Linked DNA regions of Mus musculus: all the other regions are linked to region 2. The links are chromatin loops, found by intact Hi-C in ENCODE. Cell type or tissue: heart. All regions are shown on one strand.

The links. A loop is a pair of places that touch in the nucleus more often than their neighbours do. Peaks named below come from ENCODE experiments on the same cell type or tissue, not always from the same donor. Only the 100,000 strongest peaks of a DNase experiment are listed, where the experiment ranks them.
Region 1: a loop joins it to region 2, with 2.2 times the contacts of the local background. A loop is called at or near these places in 20 of 42 quality-filtered maps.
Region 3: it touches region 2 in a loop (2.8-fold over the local background); 9 of 42 quality-filtered maps call a loop at or near these places.

What each region holds. Positions count from the first base shown.
Region 1 is chr19:4,494,760-4,499,759 of GRCm38, forward strand. 2010003K11Rik (RIKEN cDNA 2010003K11 gene) reads right to left here and starts at 3,824. Exons shown (of 2, transcript NM_027237.2): 1 at 3,485-3,824; 2 at 2,029-2,855. The coding sequence starts at 3,760. The coding sequence ends at 2,757. In heart, CTCF peaks have their summits at 2,911 (motif pointing right) and 3,112; a DNase peak (open chromatin) is centred at 2,952; H3K4me3 peaks cover 504 bases; H3K27ac peaks cover 779 bases.
Region 2 is chr19:4,626,010-4,631,009 of GRCm38, forward strand. It overlaps Gm960 (predicted gene 960), which reads right to left. Exons shown (of 15, transcript NM_001033447.3): 14 at 1,160-1,238; 15 at 1-181. Among named protein-coding and RNA genes, the nearest start is that of Rce1, 2.9 kb to the left of the region's middle. In heart, a CTCF peak has its summit at 2,993; no DNase peak of the experiment used is centred here; H3K4me3 peaks cover 1,232 bases; H3K27ac peaks cover 612 bases.
Region 3 is chr19:4,837,349-4,842,348 of GRCm38, forward strand. It overlaps Ccs (copper chaperone for superoxide dismutase), which reads right to left and starts at 1,974. Exons shown (of 8, transcript NM_016892.3): 1 at 1,849-1,974; 2 at 1,483-1,555. The coding sequence starts at 1,887. It overlaps Ccdc87 (coiled-coil domain containing 87), which reads left to right and starts at 2,018. Exons shown (of 1, transcript NM_207268.3): 1 at 2,018-5,000. The coding sequence starts at 2,134. The coding sequence ends at 4,701. In heart, a CTCF peak has its summit at 1,942; a DNase peak (open chromatin) is centred at 2,043; H3K4me3 peaks cover 1,828 bases; H3K27ac peaks cover 685 bases; H3K27me3 peaks cover 2,543 bases.

The DNA of each region.
Region 1 (5,000 bases), 130 kb before region 2:
CCTGCTTCCAGCCTTCTTCCTTCTAGGAAGCTGAAGAAGATGCCCAGTTAGGCCCAGCGCCCAGCCCTGGTGCAGGAAATCAGGCCTCCTATGGATGCTGCCCTAGTGAACATTTGTTCCGTTTTGTAACAGCGTCATGCAGCTGTCTGTGCCTTACAGACACAGTCTGAACCACTTGAGGACCAGGAGGAGCACTGATGCAGCCGTGCTGGCTGAGGAATGCGCTCCCTGGCTTTGAGCAGGCTGAAAAAGAGGCTGCTTGAGGAACAGGAGCGGAGCAGGGCAGACTGGAGTACAGTGAGTCCCAGGCCTGCTAGCTGTAAGATCCAAGACCCCTGGACTGCGACGGAGAGGCTCTGCCCACAGAGGCCAGAGCAAATATTGGGGTGAGGGCACTGAAAGGAGGATGTAGATCAAGACAGCTGGACAGATGCTGTCTGAGGGCCAGTGAGTGTCAAGTCCTGGCACACGCCTCCACATAGGCCATGCTGACCCATGCCTGGGAGGCTTCTGGGTACCACAACCTTCATGTGTGCCTGCACCGACAGAGAGGTCTACAAGGTGGGGAATGCATGTCTCCATGAGGCAGCTAGCTAACTGGCTAGGGGGTACCCCCACCTGGAAACAAAAGCTACATCACCTCAGCTCTTTCTGGTCAGAGTTGAGCTCAGCCTGACTATGGTTCTGGCCTGACTCAGTATGATCCCCCTGCCTCCCCCTGCCAAATCTGGAAAGGTAAGATCGGTCGGCATCTCCTTCGATGGATGGGGAAACTGAGGCTCCAAGTGCAGGAGGGGCTAGGCAGCTGTTACAGAGCCTGGCTGTCCTGTAAAGGAAGGGGGCTGGAGAGATGGTTCAGGGGGTAAGAGCACTGACTGCTCTTCTGAAGATCCTGAGTTCAAATCCCAGCAACCGCATGATGGCTCACAACCATCCGTAATGAGATCTGACACCCTCTTCTGGTGCATCTGAAGACAGCTACAGTGTATTTAGATCTAATAATAAAACCAATGGAAGTGGAAAGATGGGCTGGGTATACAACAGGGATGTGGGAGGCAGCGGGGAGCAGGGAAAGGAGTCCTTTGCAGCAAATGCATGCAGTGCCTGGGCATTGCGGTCTGAGGCCTTTGGAGGCAGATTGTGCTTCTCAATCACACCATGGCCATACGTACTTCCTGAACGCCTACAATGCAGCCAGCATGGTCTGAAAAGGACATTCACAGCAAGTGCAAGGAGAGACAGCCTTGTGGATGTGTGACTCAGACTGATAATGTCACAGCCCTACTGAAAGGCAGTGGTCTCTGCTCCAGCTAAAATCCCCCAAACACATGAGATTCCCATGTCCTCTGGCACAAGTGACCCCAAATCAGAAACTTGAGAAGCTCACTCACAGCTCTGGAAGCCATGCCAGAAGGTCAAGAGTCAGGCGTACTGACACAACCCTGTAATCCCAGCATCTGGGAGTTAAAGGATGGGGGATCAGGAGTACAAGGCCAGCTTTGGCTTTATGATGAGTTTGAGGCTAGCCTTGACTACAAGACCTTACCTTAAAATAAACAGATAGAGCTGGCAAGATTGCTCAGTGGGGAAATCACTTGCTGTGTGCCCTTGATAACCTGAGATCCACCTGGGTCGCATAGGGAAGAGTGAACCAACTATGGAAGTTGCCCTCTGACCTCCACATGTGCACTGTGTCATGCACATATACATATACACACACACACACACACACACACATACACACACATATACACACACATACACACACCCATACACACACACACACACCCATACACACACACACACATACACACACCCACACCCACACCCCCCCCCCCCACACACACACAAGTTCCCAATGGCCACCAGGACCAGGACCTCTTGTGTGCCTTTAGTAGCCCTACCAGGTTTCTGAGCTCTGAGAAAACAAGGAGCCCATCACTGCATTGCCCTTCGGAGTGAGGCCGTGGACTCTGAACCTGGGAGAGGCCCAGAGCCTGTGCATTAGTCACTAGACAAAGACTTTCCTTCAGGTCAGTGGCTTTATTAATGGGTTCAACCCCAGTGTTAGGCAGTGTGTATGTGTAGGAGGAAGGTCTCTTCTCCACTCCTGACCTCAGTTTCCCTCTGTCACACAGGGAGAGAAGACTTCCCTGCTTTCTTCATCGGGATATCATGAAGTCCAAAGGCAGCCATATGCATGTTTGGGCTTCTCAGGCATATAGCAACCCCCCCAGGACAGTCCAGACATGGTCCTAGCCTGTGAAGGCTCACAGTCTATGAGGGAGGCCCAAGCCTTGGCCAGTCACTGGCAGCTGCCCAGAAAGCCATGTGGAGCTTGGCCCTGGGAGCAGGTGATATTCAGGAAGTTCTCAGCCTTTCTTTGGCTTCACTGAACTCTGACCTGGAAGTGGGTGGCTGGTCTTTGTGGGGCCAAGGGGTCACAGTTGCTACTCTCATTTCTGTGTAGGTCCCTAAGACCTTCATAAATGCCAGTCCAGGGAGTCTTTAAACCCAAAAGGTAGAGAGCCAGGTATTTCCTCTTCAGGCCTATGGAGATCTTTGCTAAGAGATAGGTGCCAGAACCAAGAAGAGCAGCCACATGGGGGCTTTGAATGATCTGGTGGCAGAGGCCTCCTTGGGTCACAAGACAAAGTTCAAAAGCTGGAGCAGTTCAGAGTCCAGAAAAGCCATGCAGGGGCAGATGAAAAGACACAGGAGCAGAGCCGGTGGAGTGAGGGACAGTCACAGCAGCTTTAGTTGTTGGTGTCCAACAAGGTCTCTGGGGAGGCTGGTTGACTCAGGGTCACACTGGGGAAGCTGGCGACAAAACTCCTCCACCTTCTTTTCACATGCTGGAAGACCAAAGTAGGAGAAACATCATAGCAGTGGCTTCAAGTGGTGTTCCACTCACAGCCACCAGGTGGGGGTAGAGCCATGAAAGAGAAGCTAAACTCCTGGGGGGAGGGGAGACCCTTCCCCCTGGGACGAAGGGCCAGGAGGGGTGGGGCAAATCTACTCTTCATCCTGTGTGAGAGGTACAGACGGTAATTTGCCAGAAGTTGCATTGGCCAATCTGCCTGCCTCCTGCTCTAGTCACCCTTGCAACATAGTATTACATTAATCATCTTAATACAGCTCTCAGAGCCTTGTGTGGTAATATATGCCTGCACTCCCAGCACTCAGAACACTGAGTAGGATCAAGAGTTCCAGGCCACTCTGGGCTACTTATCGAGACCCCATCTCAAAACAGAAACAGCTCTGACCATATTCCACCCAGACCCCATTTGCCCACCCTCCTCCAACCTTCAGTGAATCCCCAGTGCCCACAGGGGTGAGGGGAATCACAACTGCTTTTAGTCAAATGCATTCAATTCCTGGGTATTTTGCTTGGCTTTCCTCAGGTCAGCTGTGCTCTTAACCCTTTGCTGCCCGGAGTCCCCACCCTTCCCCATGAAAGTGATAATTCAGTTTGAAGCCACACCTGCTGGTACTGTCTCAGCCACCGCCGGCTGCCTCCTCCTCTCTGGCCTTGGATCAGCTGTTCTTTGTCTCCCAGGGTCCCTGGCAGCCGCTCCTGGACAGAGACCTCCAGCCCTTCCGTGCCATCGGGGACCTGCGACCTGGACTTCTCACGGCCCAGTCTGAGGCTCAGTGCTCTGTGGAGTCGGCCATCCAGAGACCTCCCCTGGGACTCATGGAGCCTCCCATAGGAGGGCCGGGGTTCTCTAAAGGACTGGCTACGCAGGCTGGTCCCCATGATCCTAGAAGCTAGCACTGGTCGGTAAGCCACTAGCTTTGTGAGATGGCCTGGTGCCTTCACTCATATGATGGGAGATCACCTGTAGACAAAGGTCAGTGCTGCTGAGGTGGCTGTCATAAACCAAAGGGCAGGCCACAGAGGCCAAATATCTCTGAGTCATTCTCTCCATTGACTTCTCACCCTGTGGGACTATACAGCGCAGGCTGGCTTCCAGCTCGGGATCCTTCTGAATGCTAGGCTGGTTCCTATTGTCTTCCCTCCTCCCTCCAGACAGCCTTCTCTGACCACACCACCCTGGAGACCTTGCCGGCCTCCTCTGGCCTTGGCCTTGGCTGGCCGTACCACTCATCTCATTGACATTAAGCAAAGATTACTTCTACAACAGGACAGAGAACAGAATAGCTTCATTCTACAACAGTCAAAACCGTAACTACCAGGGTGAAATCGGGTAAGGCAGGGGCTGGACAGTGGACGGTACTTGTTTTCATGGCTCCAGACCTTCAGTTTTACAAGGTGAAAAGTGCTCTGGAGGTCAGCGGCACACATCCAAAATCGTGACCTGCAGGGGCTGGGGGGACGGCTCACTCATAAAGTGCTTGCTGCACAGGATCTGGGTTGGGTTCCCTGGTACCCCTGTGGAAAGGTGGATATGCATCTGTCATCCCAGACCTGGGAGAGACAGGAAACTCTCTGGGACTTGCAGTCCCTGTCTGAGCTGCATTGGTGAACTCCTGACCCAGTGGGACACACTGTCTCAAAAACTAAGGGGAAGGAGTGGTCGAGTGGGTACAGGCACTTGCTGACAAGCCTGACAACCTGAGTTTGATCCTTGGGATTCACCTGGTGGAGAGAACTGGCTGCCACAGGCTTTCCTCTCTCCACCACACATGCGCTGTGGCTCTCAAGAACACACAATACACACACACACACACACACACACACACACACACACACACAAATAAATGTAATTTGAAAATGTAAAAAGGTGAGGCCAGGCAAGGTGGCTCATTCAGTGCTCATGCCAGGGGAATTTCTGTGAGTTTCGGCCAGCCTGGTCTACACAGCTAGTTCCTCTCTCAAAAACTAAGAGGAAAAAAATTAAAGGTAGAGAATGACAGAGGAAGACACTTAGTGTCAACTTCTAGATTACACACATGTGTGCGAGTGTACACACACACACATAATCCCTTCACACACCATACAGAGACACAAAGAAAAAAATGACCTATAGTAAATA
Region 2 (5,000 bases):
CCGTGGGCCGCTTGGGTCTGCGATCCTCTAGCAGTGAGGGAGACCTCGGTGAGCTCGCGGTCGCGCGTGGCGGATTTTGGCGGGCTCCGGTCTCTTGCTGAGCCCAGAACTCGCGATTCTTCCCTGCCATGGTTGGGGCTGCCCCTCTTGGGCCTCTTGTTTTCTGCTTGCCCGATGGATTCTAGGAGAGAACAAGCCCATTTCATCTTACTCCCGAAGATTTGTGCCAATGCTACAGAGATTGTTGGGGCAGGGGTATCGTTCTAAATTAACTCTCCCGCTCCACCTTTCCGGATGAAAACATTTCAGTACCTGACCTCCCATGATAGGCGACATCTAACTTTCCGCCCAAACTAGGTGATATGCATTTCAAGTTCCTCTCTGAACCTAAGCTTTGCTTCGGGCAATAAGCAACTCAATCTCTCTCTGGTATTGTTCTAGGCAGTTACTACAGAGGCAGCTTTTTGTTGTTGATGTTCAGACAGACTCTCTTGAAACCCAGGCTAGCCTTAAAGTGATCATCTTGCTTCTAACACCCAAGTGCTGGAATTAGACACTCGTGAACATGCTTTAGCTCAGCGGTTCTCAACCTGCGGGTCGCACATCAGATACTTACACTGTGGTGCATAACAGTGGCAAAATGACAGTTAATTAGTAACACTGAAGATAACTGTATGGTTGGGGATCACCACAGCACGAGGCACTGTATTAAAAGGTGGCAGCGTCAGGAAGGTTGGGAACCACCATCACTAATCCGTAGTAGATCCAGTTTTGGAAGAACAAACACAGAGGAGGATCAAACTCGGTATTGACAAGCAAACCAACTCTGACACTGAGCTACATCCCCAGCCTCGCAGGTGCAGATTTACAGAGTCTTGCCTTGGCTGATTCCTCCTGAGTCAATGAATGCACGTTTCTCTGGAAAGGCTAATGTGCACATACTAAGTACAACGCACAAGTCCTATTGAGTAGCTTTAAAGTAGGAATGCATGCGGTTGCTACTCCAAGTCCCTCAATCACTGTGGAAGGCGGCCAAATCCCAGGTGGCAGCAGCATGGCTAAAGTGGAATGGGATCGTTGGATAGCTGGACCACTCCACACCATGAATTTTATTTCTCTGGTTTCAGTCCAGGGCTTACCCCCAAAGCTAGAAACTTACCTTCAGGGAATTCCTGGGCAATATTCTTGTGCTGGTCTTTGGTGTTCTGGGCTGAAATGTTTTTCTCTGGAGTCAGGTGCTTTAACAATTAGAAAGACCAAGTGAATTCTGCAGAAGTCTGAATGAACCTTAGTGAGACGTGTGGTTTGGTTTATATGGATGTTTTCACCCTCATCCTCCTAACTCAACAGTCTCTACTTGGCCTCCAGCTTTCAAAGCATCCCCCTTCTGTGGACCCTTGTACAACTCACACTGTAGCCATTCCCAGCATATCCCTGAACCTCAGGCTCTGAAGATGGCACTATTCATCATTTTTATGTGTTTATGCCCATCTTTCTACTCCAGGTTTACCATGTGTATTTGTAACTATGTGAATTATGTGTCTACAGGAGAGGTGGTCAGGTCCCCTGTAATTGGAGTTACACTTTGACAAGCTGCCTGATGTGAATACTGGGAACCAAACCAAACCAATAGCAGCATGGTCCCTCTTCCACACAGCCATTTCTCCAGTCCCTTTTTATTTAGTCTTGGCTGTCTGGAACTCAGTATATGGTGGAGAACAAGCTGGGCTTGAACTTGCAGAGATCCTCCTACCTTTGCCTCACAAGTGCTAGAATTAAAGGCATACACCACAATCCCTGGCCCTGTCTTTTTTTAAATTAAATTCTTTGAGACAGGGTCTCTTATATCCCAGAGCTGACCTTTAATGTCTGACCATCTGTCCCTCTATATACATGTACACTTAGTTAAAAATACATCTTTTAAAAAGTTGAAAAAAATGAGTGTTTGCATGAAAGCTGCAGGAGCACACTTCATAAAATGGCATAGTAGCACATATGTAATCCCAGCACTCAGGAGAGGGAGGCAGAAAGAGCAGGAGTTCAAGATAACCCTCAGCTACATAGGAAGATAAAAGCCATTCTCAGATACACAGTGAGACCCTCCTCCCCGCCCCCACTCCTGTAATGTCTACACCAAGGGGAGGGGAGAAGTAAGCCAATAGAAGGTGGGCGGGGCTTTGGGAGAGGAGCTGGGTTATGTGCGTTCAGCAGTCACAGTCTTGTTTTCAGTGTGATGGAGACCTCTGGGGATTGGGGGAGGAGCACACGGCACAGTGACTATCCTTAAAGCATCAAGTTGACACTTTCAAAGGGAAGTCTTAGGTAAGAATTACACCACAGTACTATGCATTCTATGATACACTGCTTCTTGTTTCCCCCTTTAAGACAGTTTTGCTAGATAGTTCTGTCTGTCCTGGAACTTACTATGTAGGCCAGGTTGTCACTCTGTCTCCTAAATGCTGGGATTAAATGTGAGAGCTACCTGGCATTCTCATTACAGATTTTTATGTTATAGGAGCTCTGCAGTTACAGTTATCATCATTTCTGGGGGATCCCACAGTCTCTCCTCAGATGCACTCACATGAGATTCACTGCATATTAATACAAATTCCAACTTCTAAGTAATTACATTCTGAGGAACACACAGGGGCAAAGATCACCCTCAAAATCCAGCAGAGTTTCGGTTCACTCTGGCCTGGGAAATCTTGCATAGCACACGTCTTTGTCCTTTTCCTTTTAGAAACTGGTCTTACAGAGGGGTGACCCACTTGAGATGGCTAACACTGTGAGCCTTGTATGCCTATCAGTATCTGGGCCCCAAGAGAGACAGCCCAGTCCTTTAGAGAACTGCCATTTCTCCTTAAACTATAGATGGGTTAATTCTATATCTGGTGAGTTGGCTAGTTACCATGGAAACAAAGTAAAAGGGGGGGAAAAAAAACTTGACCTATTGCCTTGATCATGTAGTTTGTAGCTGAAGCCACTGGGGGCCGCTATTGTGCCACCAATGAGTTAACACAAAGTGGCCTCTAATGAGGGAAGGACTAATGACAATGGATCTGTGCACACTCATTCCCTGGGCTTGCCACTCAGCCCTACAGAGGCACAATGTGATCAGGCTTTGAAACCCTGCCAGTTATTAGCCATGTAACCAGCAAGGTTTAGGTTTCACAGTTACCTTATTTATAAGGTGGAAGATAATGACCTAATTCAGAACATCTTTGTTGAGACGGAAATGGAAATACAGATTAGGTATTCTGTAAATACTCCTTTCTTTCAGCATCATTGAGTTAAGTGGGCCACAGATGGCCCTGAGGCTATGAGCCACCACTAGAGCCAAAAGGTAAAGAGCTCAGATCAGTTCTTTCCGACTTCACTGGGATGTCAGAGAGGTCCAAGCAGAAGATCTCAAGAAGCAGAAACAGCCCAGAACCTGAGGGGATCTCCTGGGTTCTAACGATGGCTCAGGCTGTGTTCTCAAGGTGTTCCTGGTTGAAGTGAATGAGGCTGCACCCTTTCCAGTTTGCCCACATCCTAACACCAAGAGCCTGTGAATGTGAGATTATTTGGAAAAAGGGTCTTTGTAGATATAATTAAGGATTCAGAGATAGGACCATACTGCATGCAGGACTCAGGCTGGGCCCCCCTAAATCAGAAACAGTTGGGTAGGAAAAGACTAGGTGAAGATGGGGGTAGAAACTGGAGTTATGTAAGCCACAAACTAGGAAACCAGAGAGACAGGATGGATTCTCTCCCAGTGCATCTAAAGGAAACACAGGCCTGCTCATGCCTCGATTTTGAACTTCTGGCCTCCAGCGCTATGACAGAATAAATGATGTTTTTAAGTCACTAAGTCTCTGGTAATGGCTTACAACATCTCTAGAGAACGAATACCGTGTTTAGAAGCTTCGCTTGCTTGAGGTGTGGCCATCAGCTCTCCAACTAGGTGAAAGCCAACGAGATTTAGTGAGGCCTGCACACAGGTTATGACAGAAGTTGTGAAGGGAGCGTTGACAGGCTCTGCTTTGTGGGCTGCCCTGCCTGAGCACCAGCACCCCTCCAACAGGTAAAAGGAGGTACAAAAGGGAGAACAAATGCCCACGCTGTCCTGAAGGTCCTGCTCTTTCTGAGAGTGGTGAGAGACAATGCGAGGGGCTGGAGAGAGCGCCTGCAGCTCTTGGAAAGGGCAGGAGTTTGGTTTCCAGGGTCTCACAACACCTATAACTCCGACTCCAAGAGATCACATGTGCGGATCAATAGTTCATTCCCTTTACGGTTGAACAGTGCTCAACTATATAGATCATCAACCTGTTGGGAGTTCTAACAAATACACAAACAGGCGGTGGTGGTGCATGCCTTTAATCCTAGCACTCGGGAGGCAGATGCAGGCGGATTTCTGAGTTCGAGGCCAGCCTGGTCTACAGAGTGAGTTCCAGAACAGCCAGGGCTATACAGAGAAACCCTGTCTCAAAACAAAACAAAACAAATACACAACAAAGAGACTATGACCATGGATGCACTTGTTTCAGTGTGACACAGTGGGTAGCTAGGCCAGATAAGCATATGTGTAACCCCCCAAACCTGTCAAGTTGTCTCCCAAAGGACTTCTTATCTACCCCCCCCCCTTTTTTTTTTTCAAGACAGGGTTTCTCTGTGTAGCCCTGGCTGTACTGGAACTCACTCTGTAGACCAGGCTGGCCACGAACTCAGAAATCTGCCTGCCTCTGCCTCCTGAGTGCTGGGATTAAAGGCGTGCGCCACCACCGCCAGGCTTCACCCCCTTTTCGAGATAGGGTTTCATCATGTTGCCTGGGTTTGGCACGGGCTAAACAGTCTTCCTACCTCAGCTGTCAGAGCTGGGGCTACAGGCACATGCCACCATGCCCATTGGCCTTTTTATTCCCCGAACATGTGATTTTTATGTGAATTTTCATACCCTGATTAATGGTTGTATGTATTTATTTGTGGATTCTGGGTTCTGTATGAGCACTCTTGCTAAG
Region 3 (5,000 bases), 210 kb after region 2:
AAACACCCGTACATATTAAATAAAACAGATTTTAAAAATAAACCTAAAAAAAAAAAATCATCCCAAGCCAGGCAGATGGCTTAACGGATGAACTTTTCGGGTTTGGTTCTGCTTTTTGGTTTGTTTGGGTTTTTTGTTTTTTGTTTCTTTTTGTGCTTTTTTAAAAAAATTATTAATTTTATGTATGTGAGTACATACACACCAGAGAGGGCATCAGATCCCACTACAGATGATTGCTGGAAATTGAACTCAGGACCTCTGGAAGAGCAGTTAGTGCTCTTAGTTGCTAAGTCATCTCTCCAGCCCTGGGTGAACTGTTCATGCTACACAAGACAGCTGGAAGCAGAGAACCAGCTCTGGAGTTGTTCTTGACCTCCACATGCACAAGCCCTCCTCCAAGCACATCATGCACACACTCACTAATAATAAATCAAATAATAGTTCCAGGTCAGGTGTGGTGGCGCACGCACGCACGCACAACTTTCATCTCAGCACTCGGGGGTAAAGGTAAGCAGATCTCTGTGAACTGCAGGCCAGCCTGGCCTACATAGTGAGTTCCAGGAAAGCCAGGGCTATGTGGAGAAAGACCTTATCTCAAAATAAAACAAAACAATCAGTCCCCTCAATCGTCCTCCTAAAACCCCACCTTTGCCTGTAAGCTTTTCTCCTCTTTCCTCTTACAATCCCCTGAAATTGAGTGGGCTCTCACTACAGGCTCAAGACTTGTATCAACTAATTCACTCCTCATGACAACACTGAGCTATGAACACTGTTCAAACACTGAAGAAACAGAAACACAGAAAATAAGCACGAAGCTGTACATCTGTGGAACTATACGCACTGGGGTTCCCCACCCCACCCCTGCCAGTGTCCTGGCTTCAGACTCTCATCTCCTTCTTTCCCTTTGCCACCATGGCTTCCCAAGGAAGTGTTCTAGGAGCGCTCCTTTGCCAAAGCTTATACGATCTTTACCTAAGCATAGGGGTAAACATTTTCCCTCAGAAACCCCCAGTGTCTAATCTATACTGGCTGAAAGGTTGAATGAACATTTAACAGAATCCAAAACAGCCAGTTTCTAGCGTCAGGAAAATGACTCTGCCTTTCATATCTTTCCTCTTCTGCCAGGTCACCCACCTGCAGACCTCCTGGCTTAAAGTCCCTGAATTGGGCCAGGGATGTTGTCTGCTTTCTCAGAACTGTTCTATTTCCCAAGCCAGACCTCAAATGCCCGCCCCCCTCCCCCTCTAGAATGCCCTTGGTAGGAAGTGCTCTATACTCTGGCTAGTTCCATGCTGTTCAGCAGCTGGACAGGCAGTTTGTACTAGAAGAAAGCTCTGGCTAGGCAAAGCTTGAGGCCTATACTCTAGGCTCTGCATCTCCCGGACTCTGAGAAACTTCCTTTCATTCTTTCTGCATCTATGCAACCGGAATACGGCTAAACACAAACCCCTGGCTGATCCCAGAAAGATTGTCTACTCTTACCTGCCACCCCTTTCAGGGTCTTGTGCACAGCATCCACACAGCTCTGACAACTCATCTGCACTGCAAACTCCAACTGTAAGGGAAGCAAGGCCAGGGCACATGTCAGACATGATCCTTACTCGCCACCTCATCCCCTATGTCTCTTTGCACACATTGCACTTGACTTCTCTTCAAATTCCTCCTTTATTATCTCATGAACATTCCAGGATCGCGGTCTTTACCACCAACCCCCCTCCCGTGAGGGGCATCTCCGTCCTAACCCCGGAATTTCACCTCCCCAGGAGCCTGTTCTTTCCTGGCTTCCCAAGATATTGATCACCCCAAGGGCTGAAGTTATGCGAGGCTCCACATGAAGCTTTCACTCACCGCACACACAGTCCCACCGTCCCCCGACTTCGAAGCCATCCTAGCTGTTGTCACTGCCTAGGCCGCACCGAACCGGTAGGGTCCAGAGACCAACACAACTCTACTTTGTGGGATGGGCGGAGTCTCGGAGGCCGCCCTTAGCTCCACCTCCTTGGCGCGTGCGCTCCCTAGGCTGAGGCCTCTGAGCTGTCCGGTAGTGCTACCGGCTGCGCAGGCGCATTGATGCAGTTTCCTTAGTAACCATTTGGCGTCCTCTACCCGCTCAGCCGGAACCACCTGGTAAAGATGGAACCACACAGTCAGGAACCTGACCTCAAGCCGATTTACCACCGGTTGCTGAGTCCGCTGTCGCTCTTCCCCAGCAAGGCGAAGCCTCCTCCAGAGCCTCCGAAGCGCCCCTCTCAAGATGCCACGCCCTTGCAATCCATCCCGCTGGCGAAGCTGAAAGTTGGGCCGCTGTGCCGCCAAGTGTCCAAGCGGCTAGCAAGCAGCGGGCGGGCGGCACGAGTAACTGCCAAGGACCGACTTCGTCTCACTGAGGTTATTCTAGAAGAGCTGAAGTGCAACTGGCGGGAACCTCCTATAGAACCCATTCTGGACTACGAAAACAACCAGAAGCTGCGGCAGCGGCTCGAGTCCTACGTGCTGATCAGTAGTGAGCAGCTCTTCGTACGCTACCTGCACCTGCTGGTGACCCTGCCGACCTCTAGAAGGGTCTTCACTGAATCAGCCACCCTCAGCCGGTTGGCAGTAAACCTTGCCAGGGATTGCACAGTTTTCCTCACCAGTCCTGATGTCTATCGCTGTCTGCTGGCTGATTTTCAGACCCTGCTAAATTTAAAGCACGCCCAGGGAGGCATAGTCAAATTGCGTCCTCCTCCCTGTCCCCCTGGGACTTTCAAGCTCTGTCCAATCCCCTGGCCTCACAGCACTGGCTTAGACCACATGCCGTGCTCTAGCCTCAACCTGAACTACCTTGTCCAACTCAGCCGCCCATATGATTTCCCCAGTGAGCCCGAACCTGATCCAGTGGAAGAGTTGAAATCCATCCCCCAGCTGAAGAGTAGACAGCAGCTCCTCTGGGTGCCCTCCATGATAAAGGATAAAGAAATTGAATCGAGACCCTCACCGATGGTACCACTGCCTAGTCATTCTCCCAGCAGTGAGAGTCACCAATTCCCCACCTCACCAGTCCATTCCTGGCTCCAAAGGGGCCAGTCCATGCCTTGTCTTCATGAGGGGTGGAGTCTGGCAGATGAGTTGTGCCTTCTTCCTCCCTCTCCTCATCCCCTCACCCCGCTGATCTTGGCTTCAGAGAGTAAACCACTGCCATTCCGGGACATAGTGGCTGAGGATCTGAAGCAGAAAATGAAGATCATGAGAATGGAGTGGAGTCGATACTCCCTGCTGGACTCTGGCCTGCCTCCCCTCCTCGGGGTCCTTACCCGGCGCCTAACTGCCCAGCACCACCTAGAGAAACTGCAGCAAATGATCAAAAGCCTGCAGGAGGAAGAAGCCTCCGGAAAGTGGGATCTCCAACCCCCGAGAATCATCCCACTACACCCACAGCCAGTCACTGTTGCTTTGAAGGTACATGATCAAGTTATAGTCCAGGTAGCTACTGTGCAACTCTCTGAAAGATACTTTAACGACTCTTTCCACGTTGAGGGGGCTGGAGTCCTATACAACCATCTGACTGGGGAACTGGATGGTAAAGCCATTGAAGAAATGGATGCGGATCGTCTTGTTGGGAACACCACCGGAGAGGTCTACAAGGAGTTGATGAGCCGAGTCTCTGTTAGTCACTTATCTTTTGAGGAAGGAGACCAAATTGAGCCTTCAGCAGATAAAGATTGGTCCTCCTACTTGGCCTCATCTTTTCTACACCAAGATAAACATATGCCAATCATCAACCGTAATCTGGTTGGATTTTACTCCAGAAGAACAAGCACTCCGAAGCCAGTCCCTGAGAAGGTGCCCTCTCTCACATTACTCCCAAGGCACAAAAGCTGGGACAAGCGACCAAACAGACACGGTGTATGGATGAATTGGCTGAAACCCTCGGTGTCTTCAGAGGACTACTTCAAGTACCTCTCCTTTCAGGAGTCGGATTTCCTCCACGTCATCTTCCAAATGTATGAAAAAGAGGCTCCTGTGGAGGTACCAGTCCCTGTCCAAGAGTACCTAGATATTCAGCAACCCCCTCCCCTGCTGCAAGATGAAGAGCTAGAGTTCATGCAAGGAAAATGGGATTGGAGCTCAGTGATAGAGGATGGCTCAGGACCTGGGAGAGCCTACATTCATAACTTGCAGCAGCGTCTCAAACGACTGTGGGTCATGTTGGAAGTCCCTGAACAGAATCGGCTAGACATGGTTATTAAATACAGCTCCAATGCACGCCTGCAACAGCTACCAGCATTGATCAAGGCTTGGGAGCAGGTCCTGAAGCCCATTCAAAAGAGGGAGTCGTTGCTAGGAAGACTGGAGTGGTTTGAGCAACAAGCCTCTGATCCCAATCGTTTCTTCCAAAAGCCTGATTTGTTGATGAATCGGTTACTGGAGGAGAATCGGTTCCGTAGCTATCTCCAAAGGAAGCTCAATCGAATGGAATCTAATTTGGTTTCCTTGTTGGAAAGGATAGAGTCAGTCTTTGGGGAGCCAGTGACCTTCAAGGGGCGGAGCTATCTGAAGAAGATGAAGCAGGACAAAGTGGAGATGCTGTACTGGCTCCAGCAGCAGCGGCGGATTCGCAATCTGACCCAGGCCCAGAAAACCTTCCGCCAATCATGCACTTTCACAGGGAGCAGCAGCCAGGCGTTAGTGGCCCCCGGGAATACTCCCACTACTCACTAAGGCGGCCAAGTGCCCCCAAACCCTTCCTCACCCCCAAATGCTCACGTAGAACTCTCAATGACTTTAAAAGAGATTGAGATTCTTTTTCTTGATATTCTAAATAAAAGGATCCCCAAACTTGGTATTCCCATGTATGTCAACCATCCTGCACAAGACAACCAAAATCCTATATCAGATGATCCCTTGGAGTTCGTGATAATAGAGGTCAGACAGAGCAAGCCATGGTCCTTAAAAAAATATATAGTGACTTTCTCACTGTGCTGAATTGCTGTTTAGAGTGCCAAATCACTCTTGTTTAG